Regions from separate parts of the Homo sapiens genome. Here region 1 is linked to region 2. A link is an interaction called in ENCODE POLR2A ChIA-PET data of the cell type or tissue named here. Cell type or tissue: PC-3. All regions are shown on one strand.

Region 1 (8,000 bases), 450 kb after region 2:
AAACCCAATCTTAAAGATTTTCTTTGCTTTTCTCATCTAGAAGAAAACCTATCTTGTGTGCGACACTTTCTCAGAAACTCTTTGCCTGTGCCTCTGTCTCCTCCATTAGACCAAGTGCAAGTCTTATGCCTGGGTGTACTACACAGGGCTGGTGCACAGTAGGCCCAAGGGAATGTCCATTGAACAGTTAAGCTCCTTGGGGGCAGGGGTGGATATTTGTAGACCAACAGTGCTCATAACATCCACACGTGGTAATCCCCTAAACAGGCATTTCATAAGTATACTGGAACTTTGATTCCAAGCAACTAGCAGAAAAGGATAAAAAGGCACACTGGGCATTCAGGAGGCAGCTGCCCCAAGTCCAGTGGCCATGAGCGGCAGTATCACAGCAGTTCAGGATTTTCAGATCTTACAAGGAGTGTAAACATGGGCAAGTGACTTAGTTTTCTGTGCCTGTTTATCCGCCTGAAAAATGGGGATGATAATGGTGTTCACCTCTTAGGGTTACCATGGGGATGAATTCAGGTCAGTGACTGACATGCTTAGACTATCGCCTGGCATGTAATTGCTGCTATGTAATTGTTTGCCATTATTATTACTCCATGATTGGATAACAAGAAAAGAAACCTCAAGTTTCAGGCCCAAATAGGAGCCCTCCATTTATCACAAGAGAAGGTATAGACGAGAGAAAATGGTGTGGTGTATCCCCAAATGAATACAGCAACTAGCTTCCCATTGTCCAGAGCTGTGTTCTCAAAATAAAGACCATGGACTTCCCCCATCACATTCACTTGAGTTGCTTGGTTAAAATGCAGAAGATACTCGGGTGTCCCCAAGTCCCACTCCAACCCTGTTGAATCAGAATCAGACTCTCTGAGGTCAGTGCCAAGGATGGTATATTTTAACAGGTGCACCTAGGAGATTCCCACATCCCTGAAAATTTAAGAGCCACTGGACTGAATAAGCTCCTCACCCAGAGGATCTGTTTGTTTGCTCATCACTATATACCCAGAGCCTCGCATAACGCCCAACCTGTAGTCCATGCTCGACAAATATCAGATGAATCCATTACATGGTTTCACCTCTAGAAGTATTTGTTCCATTTGTTTGAAGACTCACTATGTGTTAGGCTCATGCAAAGCAATGCTGATTCAGGCAATTTCATTCATTCTGAAAATCGTTACTGGGTGCTTAGTGCATACCAGGAACTGTTCTAGACACCGGAGATACAAAAAATGTGATGAACGAGGTTGCTCAGAGACATAATACTTTATAGATCATAATGTGTGCTATGGAGCTAATAAAGCAAGGTAAGGGGCCAAGTGTGTGCCATGTCCTCATTCAACCTAGTGTCTAGAGCAGCACTAGTCCTGCCCAGCAGAACTTTCTATGATAGTGGAAATGATCTATTCTGCAACATCCCATGATAGCCACTAGCCACATGGGGCTACTGGGCACTTGAAATGTGGCTGGTGCCACCGAGGGACTGAATGTTTTATTTAATTATAATTAATTTTAACTTTAATAGCCATATGTGCCCATATTAGACAGTGCAGGTCGAGAGGCAAAGAGGCAGATATGTGAGCTGGAAATTACAACAAAAGGCAACATGAGCTATGAGGAGGGGAAGACAGAGCACCATGTGCTATATCAAATGCCTCTCACCCAATTACCAGATGCCCTAATGTTCTCTGGCTCTGGGAATTGAAAGAACAAGGTCAGGTACGAGGCATTGTGCTTGGGCTGGAATTTTTATAGCCCATGATCAGTTGAAAATGGTATGCAGCCCGGCCAAGCCCCAGAGACTGCAGCTCAGGATCACACCACCATCTGCAAAGCCAGGCCACAGCTGCCAAAGAGATCTCTTTCCTCCCCGTCATTCTGCTGATGGTCATTTTGTCCTTGGCTACAACGTCCCACTGGGCCCGAGACACTGCAAGGATTTTATGAGATTTCTTTGCTTCAAGCGTAAGTACGAGTACAAGCCTCCTAAATTCCACCGGAAAATTGGTGGCTAATCCAAACATTTCATAAAATTAGAACTCATTGTGGGGCTGAATGGAATTCAGACTGTGCCGCCACCAGAGAAATGCAAAATATTCGTTATAATTTTTTCCTTCATGAGCTGTTTTAAGAAGCAAGTGCTTTTTCTGCTTGAAGCAAAGGGGTTGGGGGAAAGGAAGAGTTTTTGTTTTTGTTTTGTTTTCTCTGCGGTTTGCAAAAAGCATCACCAGATGAAAAAGTAAGGAATCCTGCCTGATTCCCTAATCCCTCAACTAGCAGGAATAATAATAAACCATCCCAATCTCAACTGTTCTTGCCTTTATAAAGACAGTATTTTTCCTGGAAAATGGGATTTTTTCCTGGAAAATTTGATTTTTGCTCCTTAATTTTTTCTTAGGCTTCAGCCCTAGAATTTTTATATCCTGGGATCTCATTAGCAGAGGAGATATTGCAATCATTCATGCATGCATGCACATCAGCAATATTAACTTGCCAAGCACTGTTCTAGGCACTTGGGGTACATCAGTAGGCAAAACTGATGAAAACCCCTGCCCTGGCTTGCCTTTTAGTAGGGGAAGGCAAACAGAAGAGAATTCAGCAACTGCCACTTTGAAACAATTTTGGGGCAAGACATGAAGATTCACAAAATGCAGTTTCTAGAAGCGGCTGGAATGTAAGCTGCAAGGAAGGGAGCAGAAACGTCATCTGTCTCACCATGGCTGTCTCCCTACCATCCAGAGTGGTATCTCACACAGAAAATGCAATCAATAAATATCTGTTAAATGGCCAGGTGTGGTGGCTCATGACTGTAACCCCAGCACTACAGGAGGCTGAGGCAGGTGGATCGCCTGAGGTTAGGAGTTTGAGACCAGCCTGTGCCCCGTCTCTACTAAAAATACAAAAATCAGCTAGGCATGGTGGTGCACACCTGTAGTCCCAGCTACTCGGGAGGTTGAGGCAGGAGAATCACTTGAACCCGGGAGGTGGAGGTTGCAATGAGCCGAGATCACGCCACTGCACTCCAGCCTGGGCGACAGAGCCAGACTCCATCTCAATAAATAAATAAATAAATAAATAAATAAATAAATAAATATCTGTTGAATGGATAATAAATTTTAAAACAAAAATCTGGCCCAGAGCGCTCATCTTACAGATAAGTTAGCTGAAGCCATGGAGGGGCATGTCTTGCCCAAGGTCACACAGCTTAAGTTGTGGCAGTGATGGAACCAGCAGCCAAGTCTCCCAACATACCTAGACTCATAACACTCCACAGCCATTTGACAAATATTTCTTGCATTCTGACTGTGTGCCAGGCACTGAACTAGGCACTGGGAGCATATAAATGAGTAAGACATAGAACGACTGGGATCATGAAATTAAGTTCTTCATATTGCTATTTTCCCAAGCACGGAGGCAACTTCTCTGTGCTTTAAGTCCGGCTCCAACAGTGGTTGTAATCATGAACCCTGAAGTCAGACGGTCCAGCCCTACATCCTGTGATCCTGGCTCTGTGACTTTGGGCAAGTCATTGGACTTCCTCTAAGCCTCTGCCTCCTCATCTATGAAATGAATGTGATAATAATACAGGTTCAAAGGCGAAAAAGCACGTAAATAGTTAGAATAGTGCCTGGCACACACTGATCACTCAATGATTCCTGCTATGAGGGTTGTTAAGGGAAAAATGCTCCCTCTGCTCTGGACCTTCCTACACAACCAAATAAGTGGAGATTTCCACTTCATTTTTCTCCTCTCCAGGATCTCTACTACCTGCTTCACGCCCACACACTCATTCATTTCCTCCCTCAGTGTTCCATTTGGTCCTGCCTGAAAAACAGATACCCACTAACCATGAGGATGATGAAAAATGAGGTTCTTCCCAGAGCAGCAAGCACATCACTGCCCTGTCTTTCCAGGCAAACACGTTCACGGCTGGGCTTTGAGCTCACCAGAGACACAGACCATTAGTCTCCCCCCTGCATGCCTTCTGCTAATGGAAGAAAGAGTTCACTATCAAATCTACTAAGAATCACACAAGGTAATTATCTTGCCTCAAGGACCACTGAGAGCTTCTAAGGTTTGCTGGCATCTGTCTTAATTGATACTGAGAAAGCCAAGGCTGCCTAACGGATGTGTTTGATAGAAAGTAATAAAATTCTGAGAGATTAAAGAAGAAAAATAAATACAACAAGAAATCAGTCTCCTTAAAAGGACCAGCAAGGAGGGATAAATGTGGACCACAAAGACTGAAGATCTTCAAATGTCAGGGTTAGATGCACATTCTAGAATCAAGAGGTGGGTGAACTCAACGGGGCAATATCTTACTCCCTGTTGCCTCCCCCAGTGCCTAGCACAGTGCTATTTGAATAAATATTTTTAAACCAGCTACCTGGGAGAGGCAGAAGGGAACACCTGCCACAAGAAAAAATGACAGAGATATTTCTACTCTTTCTTGGGAAGCAGTCTAGGCTCATAATTTCGAGCTCAGACAGACATGGGTTGTATTCCTGCCATCATCCCCAAGTTACAAACAGTGGGGCCCTGGGCCTCAGTTACCTCTGGGCAAAGTCAGGTGACAGCATCTATCTCATAGAATGGTTCTAAGAATTCAGTGAGATGACACAGGCAAATTACTCAGCACAGAGCCTGGCAAAGTGCTCAGTAAAGGTTAGCTTTATTTGTTCATCTTCAAGGATGAAATAGTAGTAAACATATGAGTCAATTCTTCCCTCTAAGTGAGACTGCAAAAACAGCCCTTCCCCTGGGGACAGGGCTCTCTTAAGTCTTTTCCTCATCCCTGGAATCTTGCCTCTAGCCTACCTGTCATCCAGGATCAAGAAGCCAAGCTCTCCTGGGTGCTCAATGTGCCCAATCACTGCTAAAGCCTTGGGAAGAATAAGTGGTGTCCACAGGGAGATCCTGAGAGCAGAGGCAGCCAGGAGCCTCTGGCCTCACTGGGACCAAAAGCAAAGCCCCTTTAAAGTCTAAGCATCTAAGGAATGAGCAAAGATTCCTCTGAGCTGCCCAGCAGAACATGAGCTTACCCTCCTCTGAATCACAAATAATAACAAATAACACTGCTTGACAAGTGGCTTCATGTCAGGCACTGTTCTCAGAGTGTGTGTGGTCCATGAGTCCTTGTGACAACCTAGGAGTTAAGTTCTATTACCAACCCATTTTACAGATGAGAAAACTGAGAGGTTCTTTGAGGATGAGCATTTTCTTTTTATTTTCTTTTATTTGAGACAAGTTCTTGCTCTGTTGCCCAGGCTGGAGTGCAGTGGTGTGATCGTAGATCACTGTGGCCTCCAACTCCTGGGCTCAAGCAATCCTCCCATCTTGGCCCCCCAAGTAGCCAGGACTACAGACGCAGGCCACTATGCCCAGCTAACTTTTCAATTTTTTTGTAGAGATGAGGGAGTCTCACTGTGTTGACCAGGCTGATCTAGAGCTCCTGGCCTCAAGTGATCCCCCTGCCTCCCAAAGTGTAGGATTACAGGCAGAAGCAACCACACCCAGCATGGGTGAACATTTTCTGTCTCACATAGAGTCTAGTTCAGAAGCCACCTCATACACGTGTTTCAGAAAGCCTTGGCTGCCTTGAGCTGAATAGAATGTATTTGCATCCCACAGAACCAGAGAGCAGGGAAGGCGAGCAGACCTCCCTAAACATAGGCTGACAGTCTACACAGGGAGACTCTCCGTACACTTGCAAAGTGTGTATGAGAATTGAAGATACTTCCTGCTTTCCCCAGCAAGGAGCCCTTCTGCCAAAAAACAAGCAATAGGAAATGCAGCCTTTCAGTGAATCCTAGGATTCTCTTCCTACGAGCTGGAAGGGACCCTTAAGGACATTTTTGTCTCAGGCCCTCAATTTACAAGTGAAGCAAGTGTGCTCGACACAGCAGCACCTACTGTGTGCAATGCCCCGTGCCCAGGCTGCTGCAGGGACAGACAGGACCAAGACCCCATCCTGCCTTTCCAAAGAGGCCTCCTTCCAAAACTTAGATTTATGGACCATTCACTGTGGGCGACACACTTTTCTAAGAACTCGACATACAATTTGTTAACACTGCAACTCCCATTTCACAGACGAAGAAACCGAGTCACAGTTGATTATCTCAAGGTTACATTGGAGGTTCATGTTCTTTCAAACCCAGGAAGCCTAGCTCCAAATTCTCTCTTTTCTTTTTCTTTTTTTTTTTTTTTGACACAGAGACTCGTTCTGTTGCCTAGGCTGGAGTGCAATTGTGCAATCTTCTCTCACTGCAACCTCCGCCTCCCGGGTTCAAGCGATTCTCCTGCCTCAGCCTACTGAGTAGTTGGGATTACTGGTGTGCGCCACTGTGCCCAGCCAATTTTGTATTTTTAGTAGAGACAGGGTTTTGCCATGTTGTTCAGGCTGGTCTTGAACTCCTAACCTCAAATAATCCACCCACCTCGGCCTCTCAAAGTGCTGGGATTTACAGGAATGAGCCACCACTCCCGCTTCCCTTTTTGATGTATAGATTGGACGGTCCACTTCCCTTCCATGATCCTGTAGAAGACTGGGACATGAGTGACCTCTGGCAGTTGGGGTGAACCACTCGTGAGCTGAGCCCAGTTCATAGTGAAATGGCAGCAGCCAGCAAGGCTTCGTTTGAACCTGCTGCAATCAAGCACCTTTGTGGCCCGTGAGCCTGACACAGACAAAAGTGAATGGGGTCCCGCTGGAGATAACTAAGAGAAGCAGCTGCTACCTTTTTTAAACAGGGAAATTGCCCTTCAGCCAAACAGACGAAAGTTGAGCCCTAAGCCACTCACCATTCCCCGCCCTTCCAGGGAAGGAGCTAACACCTACCACAGCCTCCACTTAGCGCCTTCCCCCTGGAGATCTCCATATCTCTAATAAAAGTAAGGGAAGTGGAATTCTTTTCTCAAATTTAAAAGGCAAATCATGATGGTGTTTTTTCAAGACATACATTAACTCCGCACCCCAGCCGGTTTGCAATACTTAAAGTACTTGATTTACAACCCAGAAAAAAATGTTTTGAAAACCTTGCAGATGCATTTTGCATCTAAACCTTGCACACTCTGCAGAGCTGATTACCTGGGCTTCTCAGATGGAGGGCTGGACTCTGAACGAAGCCAGGCCAGTGTGAGAGCAGCCTGAGGAGGCTGCTGAGCTCTGAAAAACTACCCGCCTGGAGCAGCCTCCAAGAGTGGGAAATGGGTTTGGGATGGGCTTGAGCCACCTCTCCAGCTGCTGTCACTGAGAAGCACCTGGCAATGCTGTGCATACAATGCTAAGGGGAAGCGTGACCCAGAGAAGGAGGAGGATGGAGCCCCAGGGCCTTCCCTGCTGACTCCCGCCTTCACAGACCTCTCCCTTCTCAGGATTGCTGGTGCTTCTTCCCGCAATTGTTCATTCAATCATTCATTCATTCTTACTGAGCACCCACTAGATGCCTAGCACTGGGCTACAGGCTGGGCTGCAGTGACGAGTGAGACAGACAGCAGCCCTGCTGCCTTTCTAATAGACAAGGAAGAATGGAGCCTACAAATAGTCCAACACACACTCTCCATGTGCTCACAAGGACACGAGACACGGGGCTGAAACAAAGAAGTAAGGAAGTGGTGGTCTGAAGACCCATGCATGAGCCTTGAAGGACATGGTAAATTCAGACTTTGGGTCCCATGCAACCATGGGAGGATTTTAAGCATGGAGAGCCATGAGCCAAGATAAGAAGGTCACTGGGTACTCCACCCTAGTACTTCTCCCTGAAACAGTAATATTACCTCTAGTTTTCAAGAGCCTACTATGCACCAGGCTCTGTGCTGGAAGCTTCCAAATCCTATTTCTGATGGCAATCTCACTTGGTAGGATATTTTGCACTTGGTAGGATACTTCATAGCTGCATTTTCCAGATGAGTAAACAGAAGCCAGAGAAAATGAGCAGCTTGCCTGGGACCATCTAGCTCCTGGGTAGCAGGACAGAATTTGAACCCAAGTCTGTCTG
Region 2 (8,000 bases):
TAATATTCATTATTTTGAAATTCATGGATGAGCTTTTATGTGTCCGTAAATTTGCAGAACTGTACAAGCTTTGTGTGTATGTACACATTTCTGGGGAGTAGGTCTGTGGTATTCATCAGCGCCTCTTAGAAGGATCCCAGACTTCCTAAGAGCCGAAGGGTTTCAGCCCGAGGGGTTCTCCTCCCTGTTTTTGGAGCACTTCTGACTTGGGCTCTCTGCTTTGAACATGTTGTTCCCCTTGTATGGAATATACTGCCCTAAACTCCTCCCCCACTTTCAGTAACAATAATAATAATAACGCTGACTATAATAATAGCAGCAAATGTTTATAGAGCATCTGCTATGTGGGTCTAATTTTTCTCTGAGTCTCAGCTTTCTACCTTGTAGGGGTATTGTGAAAATTAAATGAGACAATGTGAGCAGAACAGCTTATACCCTATTGGTATGTAGAATATATCCATACATCCTCTTTACATTCCTGCTTTTAGATGTCTTCTGTGTTGCTTTCTTGAAGTAAGCTAGGCCTCTTCTGAATCAATTTCAAGAGTCTTCATCAAACTCTATGGTAAGCCCTTGTCTAGGTCATGAAGTGGTAATGATGATAGGTATGTAGCATTTTACCACTTACTTGTATTACATATACTGCCTAATATCACAAGGTGCAAGAGCATATTCATCCATTCATTCATTCATAACCATCAGTTCAGGACCTACCATAGTCTAGCACTATATCTAGGGAGTTGGTTTCTGCCCCCAAGGAACTTGTCCCATGAAGTGGGGAGTTCTGTAGAGCAAATGCATAATTGATAGTACCTGTGCACTGAGGCGTTTCATCAGACTGAGGTGTTAGGGAAGATTCCTGGAGGAAGTGACACTGGAGTGAGTTGAGTGAGGAAGGATGGGGGAGGACATTTCAGCAGAGGGCCAAGCTCTGCAAGGACTTGATCTCCCTAGAAGCTAAGGTGGGCTTTGTTTGCTAAGATTTAATATACAGACAAAATAAAGAGTTTGAAAACAGCTCTAACTCCCTGCCCTGGTTGTGAGGTCCAGCAGAGTCTGGTCTCTGGTGACCTTGCAGGCTACATCCTCCATTGCTTTCTCCATCACTTACCATGGTCCAGCTACACTGGCCATGTTCACTGGTTGTGAACAAGCCTGCTCCTAATACAAGGTCTTGACACTGATGCTGCCTCTTGGAATGCTCTTCCACCAGATCCTCCCAAGCCTACCTCCTTCTCATACTCCATGGCTTAATTCACAGTCACCCCCTCTGAGAGGCCTACCTGACCACACAATTAGAGGAACCTCTCCCAGGAACTCCCTCATATGCTCATGCCTTTTGACTGCCTGAAATCCTCCTGCCCTCAATGGCAGCCATAAACATTCCAGAAATTCTGGACATTCTATCAGCCTGGTTTTCTGCCTAAAGATTTTGTGAGATCAGAGCCCTCCAAAAACTCTCAGTGGATAAGAAGCAGGAGAATAAACCTTTGTTGTTTTAAGACATTAAGTTCCTGAGATTGTTCGTTACTGCAACATAACTTAGCACATCCTGACAGATACATTGCTGTATCCTCCAGCACCCCAAAATAATCAGGCACATAGCTAAATACAACATAATTATGTGTCAGCCAAGTGAATAAGGAAAAGAAGAAAAGAAAGGTGGGAAGAAGAGGGGAGGAAAAAAGCCAAAGTTAGGATGAGGCTAAATAAAGTGACTCACAATGGGTCATCTTCTGCAGGACAGGGGTCTAAAATAGTAAGAATTCTTCCATCTAGAGATGTACTTCCCAAAGATTGAGATATCATGATAAAGGGCAGGCCCATTTGGGGTTTGTGATAAAATCCGGAGGTCTTGGGGACACCCACTCTTTTTAGTTGGTCATCAGGTAGATTTCTCAGTGATGTTACCGATCACACATGATGCCTGTGGTCTCCAGATAAGGACAGACTGTAGGGCTGCTCTTCAAGCAGGTTCTTTTGCATCTAGGCCCTTGATCCAATCTTGCATTCCTGGTATTGAACAAAAAAGCCTTCCCTGTTCACCTTGTATTGACCACATCCCTGTTGCCATTGGAAGGTGGCTCGCAGCTCTGGGATTACATCTGGCCCCAGAGGCTCTCAGCAGTGATGTATGTTGGAGCTCAATATACTCCTGGCTGGATGTTCCATAGAATAAAGAATGAGATCAATTAAAAACAGATGCCTTGAAACAACCATCAGGAGTCCTCTCTATTTCCAATCTCCAGAAGCCACACTGCACTGTTTCTCAGAGCTCAGGAAGGCTCTGGCTGGTGATGTAGCAGTGTGAAGGACCACCGAATTGTTGGCATTCTTTTGTTCTGAGGAGAATAAACCAGTTTGAGTTAAAATAAGAACCAGATTGCCCAAAAATGTTTAAGTCTTGGGATTCACTGCTTAAAAACAACTTCTTGAGTGTTTGAATGAGAACTTTTCCCAAGGATGGCTTTGGTGAGGGAGGAGAGGCTGCCAGATACTGCATCATTAACTAAATACCGCAGAAAATGGCTCTGTATTTTATTGCCTTGTGTGTTAAACTATGGAGAACAAGAAATTGGAAAGGCCTAAACCCATCCATGTTTAAAGAATGGAAAACAAAATGCCCCAGCTGTTCTGTTCAGGGAAGGATAATTCATAAACAGAGAAACAGGCAACACATTTCTGGATCTGGTTCAGCAGCAAGTTGGAAACCATCATGCTGGCAGGGCTCCTTTGGCCACCAAGCCCCGATCCCCACCTTCTCCCCTTGGATGTGCCTGAAGCCATGTCTCAGTCCCATCCTTGAAGAATTCATGCAGCAGGCCTGAGTCTGTTGAATTGCCTTGGTCCTTTTGGTGGCCATTTCTTGTTCACATGAGCCTTGCAGGGTGACACACAACCTGAAACTATTCCAGGGCTGCTGCCGTGACTCTTAAGGTTAGGTTTACAAAGAGAAAAGGGAAGAAAGAAAGTGGCAGTGATGAGATCCTGTTTGAATTCTATTAGAGCCTCCATTCAGGCCTGGAAAAATTTATCTGATGACATCTGCTTAACCTCCTGGGACATGGAAAAGGGGTGGGGCTTGTCGCCAAGAGGGCTTCCTCCTTCCTCCGCTTCCTGCAGCCCCTTGTTCAGCAGCGCCCTGGCTGCCTTCCCACTGGGCCTGGATACCCTGCTATCAGGGACCCCACCCTGCATGTTTGTGTCTGAGTCTGGAGGCCCCACGGCCTCTGGCTGTTGGCCTACTAGAGCAAGGCAGGCTTTCTCAGTCCAGCACAGGCGTTGGCTCTGGAAACGACGCTAGAGAGGACTCTAGAAGCCAATGGGTAAGAAACCCTAAGGCCTTTGTGGAACTCCCAGTGAAAAACATTGGTCAATATTTATTGCTTTGAAAGAGTTCTTTTTTCAGGGATGTTGGACTCTGTTATTTCCTTTGAGCAAAAGCATGGAATAATATAAATACATTCCATTCCATTCCATTTTGTTTATAGATTAATTGCTACTATGCAACTCTTTTTGAGCTACAAAACTGTCATTTTTTTCAAGTGGTTCAAACTACTATATTATTTTGACAGTGTCCTGGGAACTGTGGACAGGAAGTGCACATAAGAAAATGTCTTTCAGAGAACACAGCATCTAGTTGGGAGATGGGAGTGTAGGTAGACGACTACAGAACATTGTGGTTAGTGCAATTGTAGAGGTATATACCATGGGCGGAAAGAAAGCAGTGTCGAATCCTGCTTGAGTAGAATAGGAGAGCTTACCAGAATTGGTTCTTAGTGACAGCATGCACACAGTTTCTTTAAGACCACTTACTCTCTACTAGTACTTAGAGTAGGAAGAAGGAGAAATATAGCATTCTCTCTCTTTTTTTTTTTTTTTTTTAAGATGGATTCTCGCTCTGTTGCCCAGGCTGGAGTGCAGTGGCATGATCTCGGCTCACTGCAAGCTCTTTCTCCCGGGTTCACGCCATTCTCCTGCCTCAGCCTCCTGAGTAGCTGGGACTACAGGCGCCTGCCACCAAGCCCGGCTTATTTCTTTTTGTATTTTTAGTAGAGACGGGGTTTCACTGTGTTAGCCAGGATGCTCTCGATCTCCTGACCTCGTGATCCGCCTGCCTCAGCCTCCCAAAGTGCTGGGATTACAGGTGTGAGCCACCGTGCCCGGCCAGCATTCTCTTTTAAATTATTATTATTTTTTGAGACAAGGTCTCACTCTGTCGCCCAGGCTGAAGTGCAGTGGTTCAATCATAGCTCACTGCAGCCTCTACATCCTGGGCTCAAGCAATCCTCCTGCCTTGGCCTCCTAAATCCTTGGCTGGGATTACAGGCATGAGCCACTGCACCTGGCCTAAATTAAATTTTTTTTCCTAATAATTTTAGGCTTATAGAAAATTTGCGAAGATAGAACAAAGCATTCTCACATACCCAGTATCCAATTTCCCATAATCCTTTACACTGCCATGATGTATTTATCAAAACTAAGAAACTAGCATTTACACACTGCTATTAACTGAATTCTAGACTTTATTCAATTTCACCAGTTTTTCCATTGATGTCCTTTTGTTGTCCACATTGCATTTAAGTGTAGCAGTTTTAAAATACATCTGCAAATTCGGTAACACTCTTCCTAGAGAGAGTGAGGTCTGTATCCCCTTGCCTTGAAACTGGACAGGCTTTGGTGACTGTTTTGACCAGCAGAGAACAGTGGAAGTGACACTAGGTGACTTCTGCATCTAGGCCATACATAGTGGTTCAGATTCTGCCTTGCTCACTGAAACATTCACCCTTGAAGTCTCCAGCGTCATATAAAAAGGCCAACTGCCTTGAGACCGCCATGCTGCCAGGAAGCCAAGTAGCCAATGGAGAGAGACAACATGGAGAGGCCTTGAGACTCCACAAAGAGGGATGCTTACCTATGCTGCAGCCTCTCTACCTACCAGCTGCTCTGGCCTGGCCCTGTTCCAGCTTCACCCACGGTCAGACTGTAACCAAAGGAAGAGACCCTGAGCCAGAGCCCCCAAGCCAAGCCTTTCCTGAATTCCTAACTCACAGACGCTTTAAGGGATAATAAAATGATTGTTGTTTTAAGTGACTGCATATTGGGGAGTTTTGTTACACAGCAGTAGATAAGAAGAATATGACAGCTCCACCAGGAGATCTTAAATGAGGTATGAGGCCCATTCACATGAAATAACCTCCCAGACAGTCCAGCATTTCATTTTTCACACATTCCTTGAGCATCTATTGTGTACCAGGCACTCTACCAGGTGCTGGGGGAAGTAGGTGACTAAGATAGTTTCTGACCTTGAAGGTTCATAATCAGAAAGAAAAGCAGACAAACAAATGGCCACAGTATAATATGTTTAGTCAAAGTGTCATGAGACCAGAGAAAAGGGACAAATATTCCTGGGGGATTTGCTTGAGCTAAGAGTTGAAGGATGAATCAGAGTTTCCCATCGGGATAGGGGTGAGAGCACATGCTGTGTTTGGGGAACCTGGAATAGCTCTTCATGGCTGGAAACACAGGATTTATTTGCATAGTGTGCTTTTGTGGGTAGGAGTGGGTCAGGCATGGACTAGGAAGTAAAAGTGAAAAAGGCTCAACAGGGAGACTGAGGTCAAGTTTCCAGAGTGGAATCTGGGGTCACAAGTGGTATGTCATATCTGTTAGCCTGCATCTGATTGTCCTTCCAGAAACTTCCTAAGAAGATGATGTTTAAATGTTAGTCACTAAAAGGTGCCCTCAGGAATTTGGACTCAAAATATACATCCACTGCATGTAGCTTGATCTCCTGGAAGAATAAACTTTGTAAATGACCAGAGGTTAGGGTTTGAAAACTCTAAGAAAATCTGCCAAAGTATTGGCCAAGGGGTTTATGAGGTTTCTATTTCCATGGTTTGCCTTTTCCATGGAACCAAGTTTATGGAGGGTGGAGGTGGAGTGTGTGGAATGAAAGCATGCATCTTCAAAAGTAAACAGAGCTTTAGTGAAAGGAAATTGAATAAACTCTGTGAAGGCAACAACTGTGGACTGACATAGAAAAAAACGGAGTGAGGGAGAGTGAACTCAGGACTGTAGGAAAGTAAGTTACAGGAAGGGCTTGGCAGATGGGTCAGGGAACCTGGTGATTTGGACTTGGCAACTCGGCCTCAGTCAGACTCTTGCTGGGGCCAGTGCAGTCCCATCTTGTGTTTAACCTACTTTGAGTTTGTTTCTGTCCCCTGCCCACAGGAGAGTCCTGACCAATTCTCCAGGCTTATATATACTTCTTCATTTGATTGCCTTCAAAATGGTGGGGCTCAAGAAGACCAAATCATCTGCCCAAAGCCATACAACTGGTGAGTGGCAGAGCCATTTGACCTGGATATTCTGGTTCCAAACTTTGTTCTTTCCAGAAACCAGAGCCACACTGCATGCTTACTGCCCCCTTCTTACCCATCTTTCTGACAATCTGACTCTTTCTTCTCTCACCGTCTCTGCCAGGGAGAGATGGCCCATGCCCAGGAAGCTGCCCTGGACTCCCACAGACCCTGGACAATGGGCAGGAATGTTACTGTACAAGGTGATGTCTCCTCTAATTTTATTTCTCCAACTTAGACATAGGTAGAGAGGAAATAGCTCTCAGGGGCCATTCAAGGCAAGGCAAAGAAGGTAATATTGCTATAATCAAAGATTAGGTAACCAAGGCTCAGATAAGTTGTCCTTGGGCCAAGCTTTCAGAGCCAAGAAGTGGACAAAGTAGAATTTAAGACCCAGTCTCTCTGACTTCAAAATCCGTGATCTCCATGTTCAGAACTTTTGATGCATTATTATCATGACTGATGATAAAAACAATACAATTAGCTAATACTTGCATGGTACTTGCTATGTGCCAGGCACTGTCCTTATGCTTACAGTAATTATCTAATTTAATCTTCATGATGATCCTATGCTATATTTTGTAGGCAGAAAATGCAAAGCAAAAGTGATTAGAAATGAATCTTCAGGGTAGGTGATCTTTTACCTTTGCTTTTCCCCCTTCCTCTCTAGCTTGGCACCTTTTTTGCATCCTGTTTGTACTTGGTGGTCTGGGTAAAAAGTTGGGCCTTGGTGAATCTAGATAACCCCAGATAAAGATCTGTAATTTGCTTTCTCGCACCCTTCTGGGTTCAGTGGCTTCCATTCACACCCTCCTTATTTCTTAGAGTTCCCGGCCAGGGGACCTTTTCCATTTGAGTCTCATTTCCTTACCTGCCTTCCCACCTCCTCCTGGCCAAGACCAATCTGTCTTTTTGACAACTGGACACCTGCTGCCAAGAGCAATAATCCCCATGTGTACAGGGTGTTACCAAAGGGAACAGGGTGGGGAGAGAGAAGGGAAGGGCTTCCTGCCAGCAGCCCAGTGGGCAAGGGAAGAGAAGTTGGAAGGTTTATTGGGCCTGGAGGATCTATCCAGGGGAGGCAGGAGGGGCCAGGAGCAGCTAAGGAATAACAGAGGGTGGGAGAAGCAAGGAAGCAGCAGGAAACAGAAGGGCAGTTTACAACCGGAAAGGGAGGGAGGGAGGGAGTGATTGGAAGGGAGTGGTGCTAGCAGAGGAGGAAGAGGTGGGGGATGTTAGTTACATTTGTACAGAATTTCATTGCTTACACAGCTATTTTGACCTCCATTATTATACCAGGGAGCCTTCATGAGCCTGCCCATTTTGCTGAAAAGTAAGTTGAGGCTGAAATCATAAGTGGGTCATTGAAAGCTTGCTGGGCACCAACTACATGCCAGGTAAGGTCCCAGCTGCTTTTCTAATGCTTCACTGGCAATCCTCAAAAGCCAGCTGCAGGAGGAAGGTAGAAGTAGCTTCTCCTTTATAGCTGAGGAACAGGCTCTGGTTAATTCCCACATTTTAGAAATACGCACTGAGCAAGCACTGCTTCCCAGGGACCATATAAAGGCTGGAAGGGCATTCAGTGCCAACACTTCCCCTGGGCCAGGGTTGTCCCCAGGTCTTTGCACACATGTTTTT

What was found. Peaks named below come from ENCODE experiments on the same cell type or tissue, not always from the same donor. Only the 100,000 strongest peaks of a DNase experiment are listed, where the experiment ranks them.
Region 1: POLR2A ChIA-PET joins it to region 2 with 13 read pairs; 3 of 35 experiments call an interaction of 5 or more read pairs at or near these places.

Annotation. Positions count from the first base shown.
Region 1 is chr12:106,121,940-106,129,939 of GRCh38, forward strand. The region is part of intron 1 of NUAK1 (NUAK family kinase 1); the gene reads right to left. It overlaps LOC124903007 (a long non-coding RNA gene), which reads left to right and starts at 1,779. Exons shown (of 2, transcript XR_007063442.1): 1 at 1,779-1,968; 2 at 2,574-2,791. RefSeq lists an enhancer at 7,976-8,000. In PC-3, no CTCF peak of the experiment used is centred here; a DNase peak (open chromatin) is centred at 4,722; H3K27ac peaks cover 2,145 bases.
Region 2 is chr12:105,669,556-105,677,555 of GRCh38, forward strand. No RefSeq gene overlaps it. Among named protein-coding and RNA genes, the nearest start is that of CASC18, 31 kb to the right of the region's middle. In PC-3, no CTCF peak of the experiment used is centred here; no DNase peak of the experiment used is centred here.